2 separate regions of the Homo sapiens genome follow, and region 2 is linked to region 1. Evidence: read pairs that join two places in POLR2A ChIA-PET (ENCODE). Cell type or tissue: PC-9. All regions are shown on one strand.

The links. ChIA-PET counts read pairs that join two places held together with the same protein. Peaks named below come from ENCODE experiments on the same cell type or tissue, not always from the same donor. Only the 100,000 strongest peaks of a DNase experiment are listed, where the experiment ranks them.
Region 2: POLR2A ChIA-PET joins it to region 1 with 11 read pairs; 4 of 35 experiments call an interaction of 5 or more read pairs at or near these places.

What each region holds. Positions count from the first base shown.
Region 1 is chr3:124,597,241-124,605,240 of GRCh38, reverse strand. All of the region lies in intron 34 of KALRN (kalirin RhoGEF kinase), which reads right to left. Among named protein-coding and RNA genes, the nearest start is that of UMPS, 130 kb to the left of the region's middle. In PC-9, no CTCF peak of the experiment used is centred here; a DNase peak (open chromatin) is centred at 4,940.
Region 2 is chr3:124,741,602-124,749,601 of GRCh38, reverse strand. It overlaps UMPS (uridine monophosphate synthetase), which reads right to left. Exons shown (of 6, transcript NM_000373.4): 5 at 7,336-7,450; 6 at 329-5,687. The coding sequence ends at 5,518. Among named protein-coding and RNA genes, the nearest start is that of MIR544B, 13 kb to the right of the region's middle. In PC-9, no CTCF peak of the experiment used is centred here; no DNase peak of the experiment used is centred here.

The sequences.
Region 1 (8,000 bases):
GATGTGCTGGCTCATGCCTGTAATCTCAGAACTTTGGGAGGCCGAGGCAGGAGGATCCCTTGAGGCCAGGAGTTCAAGACCAGCCTGGGCAACAGAGTGAGACCCTGTGCAGTGCAATAGCGTGATCTCAGCTCACTTCAACTTTCGCCTCCTGGGCTCAAGTGATCTTCCCACCTCAGCCTCCTGAGTAGCTGGGACTATAGGTGCACACCAGCATGCCTGGCTAATTTTTGTATATATATATTTTTTGTAGAGATGAGGTTTTGCCATGTTGCTCAGGCTGGTTTGGAACCCCTGGCTTAGGCAATCTGCACACCTTGGCCTCCCAAAGTGCTGGAATTACAAGCATGAGCTACTGCACCCGGCCTAATTTTTTTTTTTTTTTAATTAGCCAGGCATGATGGCACATCCTTGTGGTCCCACCTACTCAGGAGGCTGAGACAAGAGGATCGCTTGAGTGCAGTAGTTTGAGGCTGCAGTGAGCTATGATCGTACCACTGCATTCCAGTCTGGGTGACAGAGTGAGACCCTGTCTCTAAAATAATTAGTTAATAATTAAAAATTTTAAACGAAATTAAAAAACATCTAGTTCAAATTTTGAATCAGGAAAAACTCTGAAAAATTCTAACCCAATAGAATGGAAATTACATAGTAATCACTATTATTCCCCTTAGTGGAATAATTTATTTTAAGGATCATAAAAATATTTATAGGGCTTTCATGAGCTCATCTCCAACCTTCGTTTCCCAAACTATTTTCCACCATTAAGCACCTTAACTTTCAATTCTATGATCACAAGGTTATAAAGAAACAACCTTTGTGGTTTGGGAAGAGCAATATAGTCCAACAGCAGCACCAAGAGTGGCTCTTTTCAGGCTCGATGCATAACTTCCACATCCTCACTCTGGAGAATACACTATCCAAGGCATAGAGAAAGCTTAAAAAACATGAAAGCATTGGGAGATATACCTAATGCTAGATGACGAGTTAGTGGGTGCGCGCATCAGCATGGCACATGTATACATATGTAACTAACCTGCACAATGTGCACATGTACCCTAAAACTTAAAGTATAATAATAAATTTAAAAAAAAAAAACGTGAAAGCAGTCCTGACCATCTATTTGTTCAGAGTTCTTACTTTGTGGGGGTTTTGGGTCTACCACCCATGTTTCACCCCAACTGTTTCAGAGAAGGGATCTCTCGGTGATAGAATCCAAGTCCAAAGCATGCAACACAGAATCACATGTGTGAGCTGATGTTGTTCACTCTCTTTATCCTAGTGATGGCTCTGAGAATGACCTTCTCAAATAAGATCACCAGGCTCCATCTGAAGCAGTTTTTCTAGCCTGGTATAATGTATTATTCTAGAGAGGTGGGAGGGCATAGTTAGATACTATAAGGTAAAAACACCTTCATTCTCCCCCTTTTGCCCCCATCAAGTTCAAAGTCAAAATGAGGCAACCTTTACTTTAAGGCAAAGGAACCCAATAGACTAGCATATGGGAATATTGACTTTCTCTGAGACAGAACCTCAAAGCAAGGACACACATTTTTAATATCCATGCTCGTGGGAGAGTTGTGGGGAGAGATGCTCCATTTCAAAAATTGACTGGGTCTCTCCCTATAGGTCAGACACAGCTTGGCCTTTGGGCTACTATCCTCTGGGGAAGTCGACACCTGCATATTGGCATGACCTGTAGGGAGAGCCAGGGACAGGAAGGAAGAATAGCTGAGGAACATCTCAAGCAGAGCCACACTTCAGTTGCCTGAATCAACAGGTGGGCTCCGGGAGGTAAAATCCACAAGGAGAGGTCTGTGAATTTTAAGGAAGGATTCAGGAGTGTTGCCATACGGAGCAAGAAAATTAAGTGAATCAATTAGAGGCTGCCAAGGCTACCAGGAGGAGGCAGGTAGAAGGAGATAGATATCTGGGAGGGCTTTGAAGACTAGAAACAGCCTCCTCCGGAGAGTCAATACTATTTTAGGAGACAAACAAGTGTGACTGTGGTTAAAGATAATCACAGTCAGATGCTGGCAAAGGTAGACAAACATTTCCAGGCCTCTGCTATTTAGGGTATAAAAGTCTGTGTGTGTATGCCAGGCAATGCTTGTGTTAAGAGCTTTGGCGGCAGAGGGTTTACATATGCAAATAAAAATAATACCCCACAAGAAAAGGCTGCTTCTGGAAGTGCTAACCCATCCCATGGTTTCAGGCACATGATGTGAAATTGCACTAGATTCCACTGTAGTAATTAAAAGACAAAACAAAAACAAAACAAAACAACAACAAAAAAAAAACCACGAAAACTGGAATTAACTGGGGCCAGCAGAGTAAGTGAGAAGAAACCAGGACTGAACACACAAACTAAGTACTCTTGGGAGAATCATTTAATCTCTCTAAGCCTCAGCTTTGTCATTTGTGAAACATATAGGCTGACTCCCAAAAGCTGAAGACCTAAGGATGCTACAGTCACACACCTGTTCATCGTTACCATGGATATTCCATTCCTATCCAGGTCTCTATGTCCTTCCTGGTGCCATTTTCTTTGCCTAACTTAGATGGAGTATATCCCTCCTGACCCTTTAAGACCCAGCCCTGTGTCACTTTTCCACAAGGCCTCCCCTGAACACATTCCCCTCACTCCTTTAGAAGAGCTGGTAGTTCTGTCCTCTGGGCACGTACAACAGGGAAGGCAGAGGGATTTCAGTTCTTAAACTCATCATAGTTTCTCATTAGACTACAGGTCCTAGGTTGACACTTGACATAGAGGACATCTGCTGGCACCCATCCATCTCCCCAGCATCCATTTCTCTTCATGGGAGCACCCCAGATTTCACAGCTTTGTGAGTTGAAACCCTGTCCTTGCTGAGTCTCCACTCCCAGGGTAGGTCCGACAATAAGAGAAATATTTCACTCAGTGGATCGTTAACTCAAGGATGGGCATATCACTTAACTCAGGGTAGACAGCACCAAGGAAAGTCAATTTGGGGGACTTCTGACTTCTTCCTTCCTACTGAACATGAAGGTCTATATGTGATTTTCACTATTGGAAAAAGCCTACTGCAAACTATAAATCTAACCAATAGTATATTTAGCCAAAATGTCATTTCTTTTTGCCTAAAACTGGTATGTATGGTTATTGAATACAAGAAGCTCTGATGGGTTGCTGCCAACAGAACAGAAATTTTTCTTTTCTTTTTTTTTTTTTTTTTGAGACAGAGTCTTGCTATGTTGTCCAGGCTGGAGTGCAGTGGTGTGATCTTGGCTCACTATAATCTCTGCCTCCCACACTCAAGCCATACTCCCCCCTCAGCCTACTGAGTAGCTGGGACTACAGGTGGGTGCCACCAAACCCAGCTATTTTTTTTTTCCTAGAGATGGGGTTTCGCCATGTTGCCTAGGCTGGTCTCAAACACCTGGGCTCAAGCAATCCACCCACCTTGGCCTCCCAAAGTGCTGGGATTATAGGCATGAGCCACCACACTGGCCAGAATAGAAATTTCTGAGCCGTAAAAGGCAGAATATTTACCACAGCATAGCAGATAATGGTAGAAACTAAAGGAATACATCCAAGATCATCAACTTTGAACATGAATACAGGATAATAGTACAAACTAATACATACATATAAAGGTCCTTAATAGTGACCTGGTTGAAGAATTACTTAAGAATCCAACACACTGGGAGGAGACCATCTCTTTTTAATAACAATTGTCATCGTGAATCAGCCATAGGATCTACCAGATCAGCAACTTGTTTTGAACACGGACACTCCCAGGGCTCAAAACCTGGGCAAAAGGCCAATAGTTTGAGACCTAGGTTACAAGTCTGTTTTCCTTAAAAGCTTTGAGAAATAGTCATTAATCTACTTCCATCCTACATAATGGCTCATTTAAAGCTATTACCCTATAAGTTAGAGAAATGTCTGATAATGGGAAGAATGTTGCTGTTCTCAAGCTAACACTTACTGAGTGCATTCCATATACCAGGTAGCCAGGAACTACCCTAAGTGATACACACATACTTTTTCACTTGAATCTTCACAACCACCCTCAGGGATAGATGCCTGTATTTCCCCAAGTGCGCAGATGAAGACATTGCCATAAAGTTAGGTCACCAGACTAATGCCATACATGTAGTAAGCTCTAACGTCAGGAGGGGGACTCAGTCTGACCCTCCTAACCCATGCTTGGCTCTTAGAGGTCTGAACTAAAGACAGAGAATTGCCCACAAAAAGCTCTAGCTTACTTAGAGAAAATGACGCATGAGCACAAGAGGGCCAACTGGCCCATGTTCCTTCTTAGTCATAGCCCTGTTTATGATTCTACCCTGGGCACTTTCAGAGAGTGCTAGAACCCCAGCTTCAGAAGCTTTGTAATCTGGTTTTCCTCTTTACTTCGAGCTGGGGCATTTTGGAAAAACACATGCACTCAAGGTAGCCTCTCCAAACCTGCCTCTAGGCTACTTCCAAAATATATGTTAGCAATCACAATCAAACAGAATAATAAAGATTGCTCTATTTGAATCACATCTGATGCCACTCTAAAAATGTCCTACATATATAGTCACATATATGATATCACATATATATATATATAAATTTCATGGTATAGGATGCTAATCACAAATATAAATACAAATTGGAGGTGTCACTAAATCATAATGAGTTAAACGTTACAAACTAAATCAGTTTCTATGCTTTGCAGTTTCACTTTCTAGTACCTGACTTGGCAAAGCCATTCCACAACCAGAATTATAGCCACTGCCCTGTCCTGTCTTTGAAATACGTACCCATTGATACAGAAAAACACAAATAAAGATGTGAGCCAGGCAACCAAACAAGAGTTGAAACCAATATAACATAATGTGCAGATTGTATCTCATAAACCAAGGATCTGTGACTTTGGAATAAGAGACAAGTGCCATAATGCTTGGCAAGAAGCCATGGTAATGACAAACCCAGGTGAGTTATGCCATTGGTATGTTACAATGAGAGGAAACAGAGGATGGTGAGTTTGGCTGACTTTCTCCAAGGGACCCAGCCATGCTACAATAAACTCCAACAGTCCCTTGGGATAACTGCACTTATCCTCACCCTGAACTCCTGCTCTTCTTTCCCCGCGGCTGGTCTACCTTTTGGGAAGCCTTGCCCACTTTCTCTTCTAACTCCTACACACACATCTCACTGAGAACAGTTCAGTTCTGATTTTGCTCTTGCAGCCCTGGCTTGCATATGCTGGTAGAAGGGTCATAGTTTAAATTTAGACTTGACCACCTCACTGGGAATTCACTGGGAAACAAGCTGTGTGTGGAACCCATAGACACTCTGGCAGAGTTGGCTGCTAACACTCTAAAATGGAAGCACTAGTTGGTGGTGAAGCTGTAAGTTAAATTGGGAAAGGGGTAGAATTTCTAAACCAAAGCCCAAAGAAATGGGAACTTCAAAATTAGAAAGGCTGGAAAAAACCTTAAAAGGTTATTGAGGTCTTCTGCTTTGAAGCAGAACCCAAGTAAACAAACAGGATTATCTCTGGTTTTTAAATCCCTTTGTGGAATGGGAATTGGAAAAGATCGTAAAGGCCACTGAGTACAACGTCCCAAATGTTACAGAAACAGGTCTACAGCATTGCCCAAAGAGGGTCATGCAGACTCAGCTGAACCCTGCCAGCACACCCTGAATAACAGTTATCGCAGCAGGAGGCAGCAGCTGTGGATGGCAATGCCTCAGAACAGAAATGAGAGACAGATGGGAAAGGCCAAGGTGGGTTGCAGGGAATGGGACTCTGGTTCTTTTAATCTGGATCCCAGTGCCAACATAATTATGACGAGACTCAGGTTGCAAATCAGGAAGTAAGAGCCCTGGCAGTGATCCTTTGTGACTTAGGTACAGGTTCCTCAGAGGTTCTTATAGACCAAAGAACGGCAGGAGAGCTCTTGAAGCAAGTCGGCTTCAAGCAAGGTCCTAAAAAATGTGAGCATGATAAGGCTATCCAGCTTTATGCCGCTTTTACTCTACTTCCCTACCTTACGTTCTCCCATAGTAGTTAGCAAAACCTTTCGGAAATACTTTTTAAACTTGGTAGAGAACACAAATAATACCCACTTGCGGGCCAGAAGAGGGGTAGTAACAAGACTCTTGGTAGCTATGTCAGTTCCTCAGGCAGGGTCCCGACTGCCCAATCTAACCCCCACCCCACCCCTGTCCCCAGATAGTCTCAGAGCATCTTGTTCTTTTCCTTGAGAGTACTTAGAAATGTGTGTGAGGCCAGGCGTGGTGGCTACACCTGTAATCCCAGCACTGTGGGAGGTTGAGGTGGGCAGATTGCTTGAGCCCAGCTGTTCCAGACCAGCCTGGCCAACATGGCAAGACCTTGTCTCTATTAAATATAAGAAATTAGCTAGGCGTAGTGGCGTGCTACTGTGGTCCCAGCTACTCTTGAGGCTTAGGTAGGAGGATGGCTTGGGCCTGGGATGCGGAGGTTGCAGTGAGCCGAGATTGAGCCACTGCACTCCAGCCTGGGTGACAGAGCAAATGTCACCTGTCTCAAAAACAATGACAAAAACAACATCAAACAAACAACAACAACACAAAAAAACAAACAAAACGTGTGTGAATGAGACAGAGGGGGTAATGAGGGGAAGAGAGAGAGAAGGACCTATATATGATGCCCCTCTACACTGCAAAATTATGACAGCAGTTCCTTGTCCTCTTTAGATTTCTGATTATTGAGGGGACCAGGAGTCAGGAGGCCTCCAGCAAGGCCCCAGAATACTCTGGCAGCCACTGGCCTCACTGGATCTCTGGGAAGACTTCACAGGACTGGATTAAATTAGAGCACACTGGCAATCAAGGTCTGGCTTCAGGTCAACCTTCACCTTGCACCTGGCTACGGGAAGCCCCTTGGGATGTCTCAAGAAAGTCTTCCGACCTTCTTTGGAGATTCCAGGCCATTGGAGTAGCCCTTGATTTCATCAAGACCAGCTGGACCTCTCTCTCCTAGGTTCTGGAAATCAAGCTGTGATTTCAGATGGACTTGGGCCTCCAGAGGAGCAGCTGATTTCCCCCAGAATCCCTCTGGACGTTTGTAAATACCAGAAACAAGTGGCCACTGTGGGACAGATTTCTGTGGAATCAAACTGGAGCAGGTGGCTAAAATACAGTTCCAGGAACCTGAGAGTGAGTTCCAATTCACTGGGGTCCTTGGCCCTCCAGATTCCTTCCAAAGAGCTGGGTCTTCCCTCAGACTAGATCCAGTACTCCACCCTCCCTGTTCCTCCAAACATAAGGGCAGGACCGTCCTACACTTCACTATCTTCTCTACAGAGATATATAAAATTTACTACAGATAGAATGGAATCATTTCACTAATTATTATAAAGTAGAAACAAACAGGTGAAATTAGTTTTATTGCATTACATTTAACCCAGTAGCTCCAAAAGTTTTTTTTTAATCTCATATTTCATTTCAAAACAATAGCTCCAAATATCATTTCAATATATAACCAATATAAAAATTGAGATGCTTTAAATATTTACATATACAGCATATCTCAATTTGGACTGGCCTCATTTCAGGTCCTCAGTAGCCACAAATGGCCAGTGGCTACTGGATTGGACAGTGCAGCTTTAGAAAGCAGCTCTAACCAAGTTTTCCTCTGTGGTCCCCTGAATATCCCTGCTGCTTTGCTCCCACTATGTCCTTGGCCCTTTAAAAACCCCTTCCTGCTCTTTAGCACGCAGTGAGAACCCTGCATCCCCTGGGGAGTCCTCCCAGATCATCCCAGGCTGCTATGCTCACATCAGCTTCTACGTAATTATTTTAGCCAGCAATCTGGCAGGACCTCGCAGCACTGTTCCCCTTATTGTCTTTAGCAACTGATTTTTCTTTTCTTTTTTTCCCCTTTTTGTTATCACTGTTTCACATTTATGGAATAGCTCCCAACTTGGTTTACTTGGGACCAACTCGGGGCAGAGAAATATCTTAAGATTTCTATGTC
Region 2 (8,000 bases), 140 kb before region 1:
CGTTAAGAGTCATCACCACTCCCTAATCTCAAGTACCCAGGGACACAAACACTGCGGAAGGCCGCAGGGTCCTCTGCCTAGGAAAACCAGAGACCTTTGTTCACTTGTTTATCTGCTGACCTTCCCTCCACTATTGTCCTGTGACCCTGCCAAATCCCCCTCTGCGAGAAACACCCAAGAATGATCAATAAATAAATAAATAAATAAATAAATAAATAAATAAATAAATCAGAGTTTAGTCCTCAGAAGGAAGAACAAAGGATAAGGGAGGAAAGGAGGTCAAAGACTACCTATACCGGTTTTCCTTGAACAAATGCCATGAGGCAAGTTTGAATTTTTAGGCCATCTATTCAGGTTGAAAAGAACCCATATTTTTATGTATATATTTTTTTTAACTCAACATCATCTCTGCTTCAAGTATCTATTCAAGTTGTGGCAGAAAACAACATTGCTAGGTTCCAGGTAAACAAGGACAGCATGTCTTGTTAAATACAATCATTTCAGGATCCTCCCCAAGTCTCACCCTGCAGGGCTGCTAAGTGCAGGGAGACAATGCAGTGTTGGGACATTGGAGGCAGGACTATGGAGCTGTCTGTGCACAAGGGCACCCCCGAAGACATGGTTGTCCTCATGAGAACCTTGGTTGTGCGGCCCGTCCACTTCCCACTGACTGTCCTTACCTGACGATTGAGACTCTCAGGCCCACCAGGTCTGCTTCTCAGCTAACTCCCATGCCCTTTTCAGAAAAACAGGAGAATTCAGCTTCTCTATAATGTTACTCTGGAGCCACAGGAAGCTCAGGCCACCTCAGGCTCTGTCCCAGACACACATGGCCGAGCTGGGGCGAGGGATCTCTGGATCTTCCTGCTCTCCTGGGCTCCCCCCAACCCCAGCGCTGAAAAACATGACACAGACCTCCTCTGCTGACAGTTCCCCACCCTTATTTTGGGTGTCAACTGCCCTTCCTCCCTCCTTCCCTGGGATTCAGCAGCAGCACGTGAGAGCCCACACCAGGATCTGACTCTGAGGAGCCCTCTGCCTCTTGTCTAGAGGAAGACTTTCCCCCTTGGTGGGAAGGAAAGGGCTAGGCAAATGTGCTTCTAAACCAGACTTATGCCAAAACCTTGAACTTTAGAAGTTAAAAAATATTCTAATTATTTTGTTTCTCTTTGTATTTCTATTGCGGCCTTCCTTTGGAAGGGTTATGGGGAAAACAAAGGGATTGCAGGGTAACTCATACAAGGCCAAATTACAAATGTGAAAGGCCCTATGATCTAAGAAAAATATGGCATTCTACATCCTGTAATCCAAAATAAAATCCGCATTTAATAAAACAGCATTGATTATAAAATAAATGTAAAGAACTCCAACAGGCCGGGAGCAGTGGCTCACACCTGTAATCCTAGCACTTTGGGAAGCCAAGGCAGGAGGATCACTTGAGCTAAGGAGTTCGAGACCAGCCTGGGCAATATAGTATTATTTATATATACTATTATATATTATATCTAATATATATAACTGTTAAAATATATATTTTAAAAATATAACTCCAACAAGTCCTGATTTTTCTCATGCTTTGTGTTTAGTATCAGATTCCTTCAAAAAGGAATGCCCTTTCTCATTCAGCCCTGGCACTGAAGACACGATTCATACCCACCTGTTAAGGGGCAAAGGAACCAAGCTGCAGAGAGTCCACAGGGTTACTCATGGTCATTTTCAATGACTGACACTTGGTCCACTGTGTTAAAGTACAGGATTCACACAAGACCAAGCAGCTATTTCGCTGGGAGAGATCGCTGATGCAGCCAGAGGTGATGGTTGGGAAGGCAGAAGACTGGTTCCTGGTGGAGCCCAGTTTTTGTCTTCCTGGTAACCAGGCTGGATCCAGAGAGCTGCAGCAAGTTAAATGTATTTAGCTAGATATTGCCGTGTAATAAACCACCCTGGAACTCCATGGCATGCACTACTAAGCATTTATCACGCTCCCAGGCTTACAGATCAGCTGGGGCTTTCATACATTGGACGGGGGAGGCTGGAGTAGGCTCTGCTCTACTTTCTCTTGCTCTTCAGAAGCCATGGGCTAACCAGGGCATATTCTTCCCATGTGGTGGCAGAAGCCAGAGAGGGGTGAGCAGAAACACGAGAGTTTGGGTTCAGGCTCGGAACTGGTACTGAGTGACTCCCACCCACCGGGTACTTTGGATGAGAACTGCACCCAGGCCAGCATTAGCAGCTAGCTCAGCGGCCAGCACCCTCTGCTGTTGGCTCTCCTGTGGCTGCACCCCTGACAGCCAGGTCTGATGACCCAGATGGCAACCACTGCAACTGGAGTGGTGTGGGCTCTGCTGTCGGGCACACACTGAGTCACAGTGAGAACCTCCTCCACCGTCTCTACAAAAAATTTTAAAAATTAACCAGCTGTGGTGGTGCACGCCTGTAGTTCCAGCCACTCGAGAGGCTCTTGAGAGCTACTTGAGAGTAGTTCCAGCTACTTGAGCGGATCGCTTGAGCCCAAGTCAAGGTTGCAGTGAGCCATGATATACTCCAGCCTGGGCAACAGAGTGAAGACCCTGTATCAAACAAACAAAACAAAACAAAAAACCAGCCCTCGGCCTACTTTTGGCAGATTTTCTTAGAGCTGACTCAGTAGCACAAGGGTGAGTGTTGGGACTGAGATCCACAGGCTGGCTGTGAGACTGAGCATATCCCTTTACGATTCTGGAGCTACACTTTGGGAGCTCTAAAATAAGAGGAAGTGCACCAAATAGTTTCTTAGGTTCCTCCAGTGCGCACGCGCGCGCATGCACACACACACACACACACACACACACACACACACACACACAATCTATGGGCTTATGTTCTACAGAATGCCTCGAGTAGCTGGAGAGGCTGGGGGATGGCGTTCTCCACTCCATCAGTCTCACAGACATTCTGTGCACCCCATGGAGACATGGGGTCCCTATATTCCCCACTAAGACCAGGAGTTACAATGCCCAGAGATCATGTTCTGTAAATATTCCTTGACTGAGAAAGGGTTAAACTATCTAATGCCTCCAAAATACTTCAATGCTGAAGAACAGCGCTTGTATAGCCCAAGTTCTTCTCTGCCTGAATCAACTTGTCCTCTAAAGCTTTGATGCCAGACTGGGATTCTGCTTAGGTAAGAGGCCTGCAGTACTGGGCTGACTCTTCACAATAGAAATACAAATCAGAAACAGATCACTTGAGGCACCCATTAGAAATGCACACGCCCAGGCTGCTGGGCAAACCACAAATCTGCTAACGCAGAAACTCTGATGGTGTGGGGCACAAGGACCTACACTTTCAGTAAGTGGCAGGGGCTGGGTGATTATTTGAGCCTCCTCTCATTTCCCCTCAAATCACCTTAGCAGGGGTCCTGTGAAATAGGGTTCATCAACAGGAACAGTGCCTGCGTCCTGGAGATGGCAGGAGCCCACATTTCTAAAGGACAGGAGCATGTGACTCTTAGCAGGAGGCAGACCTCAAGGCTGTCTCACTGCAGAGGCAGAAATGTGAATAACCAGTGAAGTGGTTCTCAAAGTCCAGTCCCTGCGCAGGCAACCGCAGCATCACCTGGGACCTTTTTGGAAACGCAAATTCTCAAGCCCCATCCCAGAGCTACCCAGAGTCAGAAACGCTGCGGGTGGGGCTGGTACCTGTTTTGACAAGACTCCAGGTGACTCTGATACCTGCTAAAGTGGGAGAACCACTGACACATGGAAGTGACAGCCAGGGAGGTGGGCGCCTGAGACCTCAGCACATCACTCCAAAGGCCTCTCAACATATCACTCCAACACTGAAGACACCTAAGAGATTCCTGCAAGTTTTTGTCAGAAAATTCTTCTCCCCTTCATGACTTTTGGCTTCCCCAGAGTAGCCCTGAGGGCCAACTCCCTTCCTGCTCCTTCTGTGGCCACTTCTTCCTTGAGAGTTGGTCTCTCCCACAGACAGCATTTCCCTGGAGATGCAGCACTGGGGACATGAAGCCCAAATTGGACTTTAGAGCAGAAGCTCTTGAAGTAAAAACTTCAGGAGGGAATATAATAAAAACCTGAGTTAAAAATCCTAGGCTTGTAGTCCCAGCTACTCGGGAGGCTGAGGCAGGAGAACTGCTTGAACCAGAGAGGCAGAAGTTGCAGTGAGCCGAGATCGTGCCACTGAACTCCAGCCTGGGCGACAGTGAGATTCTGTCTCAAAAAAAAAAAAAAATCCTAGGCATTCCTCTGAGTCATTAAAGAACAGTGGGCCATCAGCTGACAAGGGTGGGGAAATGGCTGATCCTGTGCCACTTCCTGCAGGTGGGCCCCAAATGAGAAGGAATGTGAGTGTGCTGGTGCAATGAGCACCGGGACAGCCCTCACCCTGCCCCTGCTCAAACACCACCTTGAATGTGGGCTTTCTCTTTATTATTAATGAAGGCTTACCTCCCCTCTACTAATGACCGTTGGGACAATTATGTGGGATCCTTAAGCAAATACCCAAATGGAATCTTAGACCTCCTAATTGTGAAGTCAGTCACAGGAAGCTGTCACTTGTGTTACTACTGGTCCATAATTGCTGGCTAGGGGAAAAAATGAGCCCAAACCCCAACTCCGGTTGTTGAAATAACAGCCAGATACTAGCTCAGGAGCTGAGCTATAGTCACCTTCCCCTTCCCCACCTTCCCCTCTTTGGAGAGTGAGCAATGGCAGTTCTGGGAACCAGCCCATGTGGATACCTGGACTATCACTTTTAGGCCAGAGATGGAGGGGAATGGCTAACAATTAGGTATTATTTGGGCAACACATTAGACAGAGAATACAGGACACAAGAAAAGCTGTGCTGACTTTAGCCTCTTGGTGCCCTAGAATTTTTGTCTTACTGCAATTAGGCTGGGCACAGTGGCTCACACCTGTAATCCCAGCACTTTGAGAGACTGAGGCAGGAGGATCGCTTGAGCCCAGGAGTTGAGACCAGCCTGGGTAACATGGCAAGACCTCATCTCTACAAATAATAAAGAAATTTAGATGGACGTGGTGGTGCATGCCTATAGCACCAGCTAATCTGGAAGCTGAGGTGGGAGGATCACCTGGGAGGTCGAGGCTGCAATGAGCCGTGATCTCACCACTGCACTCCATCCTGGGCAACAGAGTGAGATCCTGTCTCGAAAAAAATTAAAAAATAAATAGAATAACAAAGCAGTCTAGTCCCATGGAGAGATAGGAAGGATCCTCAAATGTGGAAGACCCTAACCCAGACAGGACTGTGGCTGTCTAACAAACACCAGTCTCAAAAAAAGCAAGCTTAAGAATGAACTTATTATAGTATCAATGCGGTGATTACAAATTACTCAATATTTCCTAAAGACCATGAGAACTCCAGAACCCATTCTTACACAGGCCCTGTGGAAGAATCCAAGCAGGAATAATTGGATTATTTCCAGCCAGTGACTTTCAGGAGGACCACATATCTTCAATGTCTTCACATTGTATCTGAAAAATGTATCTGAAGCACTCAAACACCAAGTCTACTCAAATACGCTTCCCAAGCAGCTTTTCTGTACATCTCTGCTGCTTCCAGACGATCAGCTGCTGAGATTATGCCACGACCTACAATGATGATATCGGAACCTCGTTTGCCAATAACTTCTTGTGGGCTATTGTACTGTTGGCCAAGATTATCTCCTGCAAGAAACACAAAAATTGTTGTTTCACATAATACAAAAATCAGAAAACCTGTCACATGACTTCTCTGAAAAAGTATCTAACCAGCTTTAAATAAAAACATGCCCCTACTTTCGTTCCCCTTTTGTACAGCAACTGCGTAAAAACAGGAGCTGAAGAGACTCACTGGGTAGGCCAGAGACGTCAAATGGAGAAAGATGATCACCAACTCCTTTTCAATGGTAAAGTTTATTTTATTTATTTATTTATTTATTTATTTTTATTTATTTATTTTTTTGAGACGGAGTCTCGCTCTGTCACCCAGGCTGGAGTGCAGTGGTGCTATCTCGGCTCACTGCAAGCTCTGCCTCCCAGGTTCATGCCATTCTCCTGCCTCAGCCTCCCGAGTAGCTGGGACTACAGGCGCCTGCCACCACGCCTGGCTAATTTTTTGTATTTTTTAGTAGAGATGGAGTTTCACCGTGTTAGCCAGGATGGTCTCGATCTCCTGACCTCATGATCCGCCCGCCTCAGCCTCCCAAAGTGCTGGGATTACAGGCATGAGCTACTGCGCCCCGCCCTATTTATTTATTTATTTTTTTGAGACAGAGTCTTGCTCTGTCACCCAGGCTGGAGTGCAATGGCACAATCTCAGCTCGCTGCAACCCCCGCCTCCCGGATTCAAGCGATTCTCCTGCCTCAGCCTCCCGAGTAGCTGGGATTAAAAGCGTGCACCACCACGCCCGGCTAATTTTTGTATTTTGAGTAGAGACAGGGTTTCACCATGTCGGCCAAGCTGGTCTTGAACTCCTGACCTCAGGTGATCTGCCCACCTCGGCCTCACAAAGTGCTGGGATTACGAGCGTGAGCCCCCGCACCCAGCCTTATTTATTTTATCATTATTTTTTCATGTAATTTTTTTCCAGAAGCATAAATTCAAGTTGCCCTAAATATTCACCCCCTCAATGTCAAATTTTAGATCATCTGTAGCTTAACAATATATTAAAAAAAGAAGTAAAACTCATATGTTGCAAAGAAAGGTTCAATATCAAAAAAATACAATAAAGATTGGCCTCACAATTGAAGAAAATTTTAGCACACATCTTAGAATCACCACAAGGCACTGCTGAGCAAGTCTAACCTGACCACTACCATATACAAGAACCCCATCAAGTGGTCACACAGACTATCCATAAACCCGAATCCTTAAATTTTGCTTTTTTATTAAATTCCGCTGTTTCAGAAGCATTCTGTTAAATGGCTTATTATCTTCCAAATCCAAGATACTTTAAGTATTCTTAAAAGCCTAGACCCTAACTATAATATCTAGTCAAACAATTATTAGGGCTTACGAATAAGGGCTTATAAGTACAGAGTGTTTACTCTGTGCCAAGACATTGTGTTAAATATTCTACATGTTATCTCATTAAAGCATCTTGATTACCTTATGAGGTCAATACTGTTATCATCCCCATTTTACAGACAATTAGACTAAAAGAAGTAAACTGACTTGTCCAAAGATACATAGTTACCAAAGGGCTCATTCATTATTGTTCTAGACTAAGAAGGCTTTTCTTAAGCAAGTGTATAATAATATGCAAAGTTTTATTTTGCCTGCCATGGGTAAAGAAGCATTTTTGGAAGAGCCACGACCAGTGACCAGATTTACCTCCTGCTTCCAACTGAACTCCTGGAGTCAAGTGAAGAAATTCTGGTTTCATGCTTACTCGGGAGCCAGAAATAAAACCAACAACAAATTCAGAGTGCTCCTCAGCCATTCTAACCTAAATGGAATGTAATAGGACATATTATAAGAAAACAGTTAATCACACAGAATAAAAGTAAAAATATGCTCTATTTTTTCAAAACTTAAAAAAAAAAAAAAAAGACATGAGGTCTCCCTATGTTCCCTGGCTGGTCTTGAACCCCTGGGCTCAAGGGATCCTCCTACCTTGGCCTCCCAAAGTGCTGGGGTTACAGTTGTAAGTCACCATGCCTGGCTTATGCTCTATTATCTAGTTAGAAACTTTGCTGTATTATAGATGCCTTTTCTCATTCCATATATATAAAGTTACTATATCTGAAACAGGTCATCTTAGATAGAAACCATAATAAAACACATCTGCTTCATTAAGACTCTGAGATGACCCTTTCCCTTCCCTTCCCGCAATAAACCATACGTAAAGCAGAAATCCTATACTATATGCATCTAAAATCAAGATGCTGCATAATTTCTTATTTCTAATAATGCTTGGTGACCCACCTACTTCCAAAAAGGATTTGAGGCGAGTACTCTAGAACATATTATAATGGTATGAAACCACATTCAAGGCT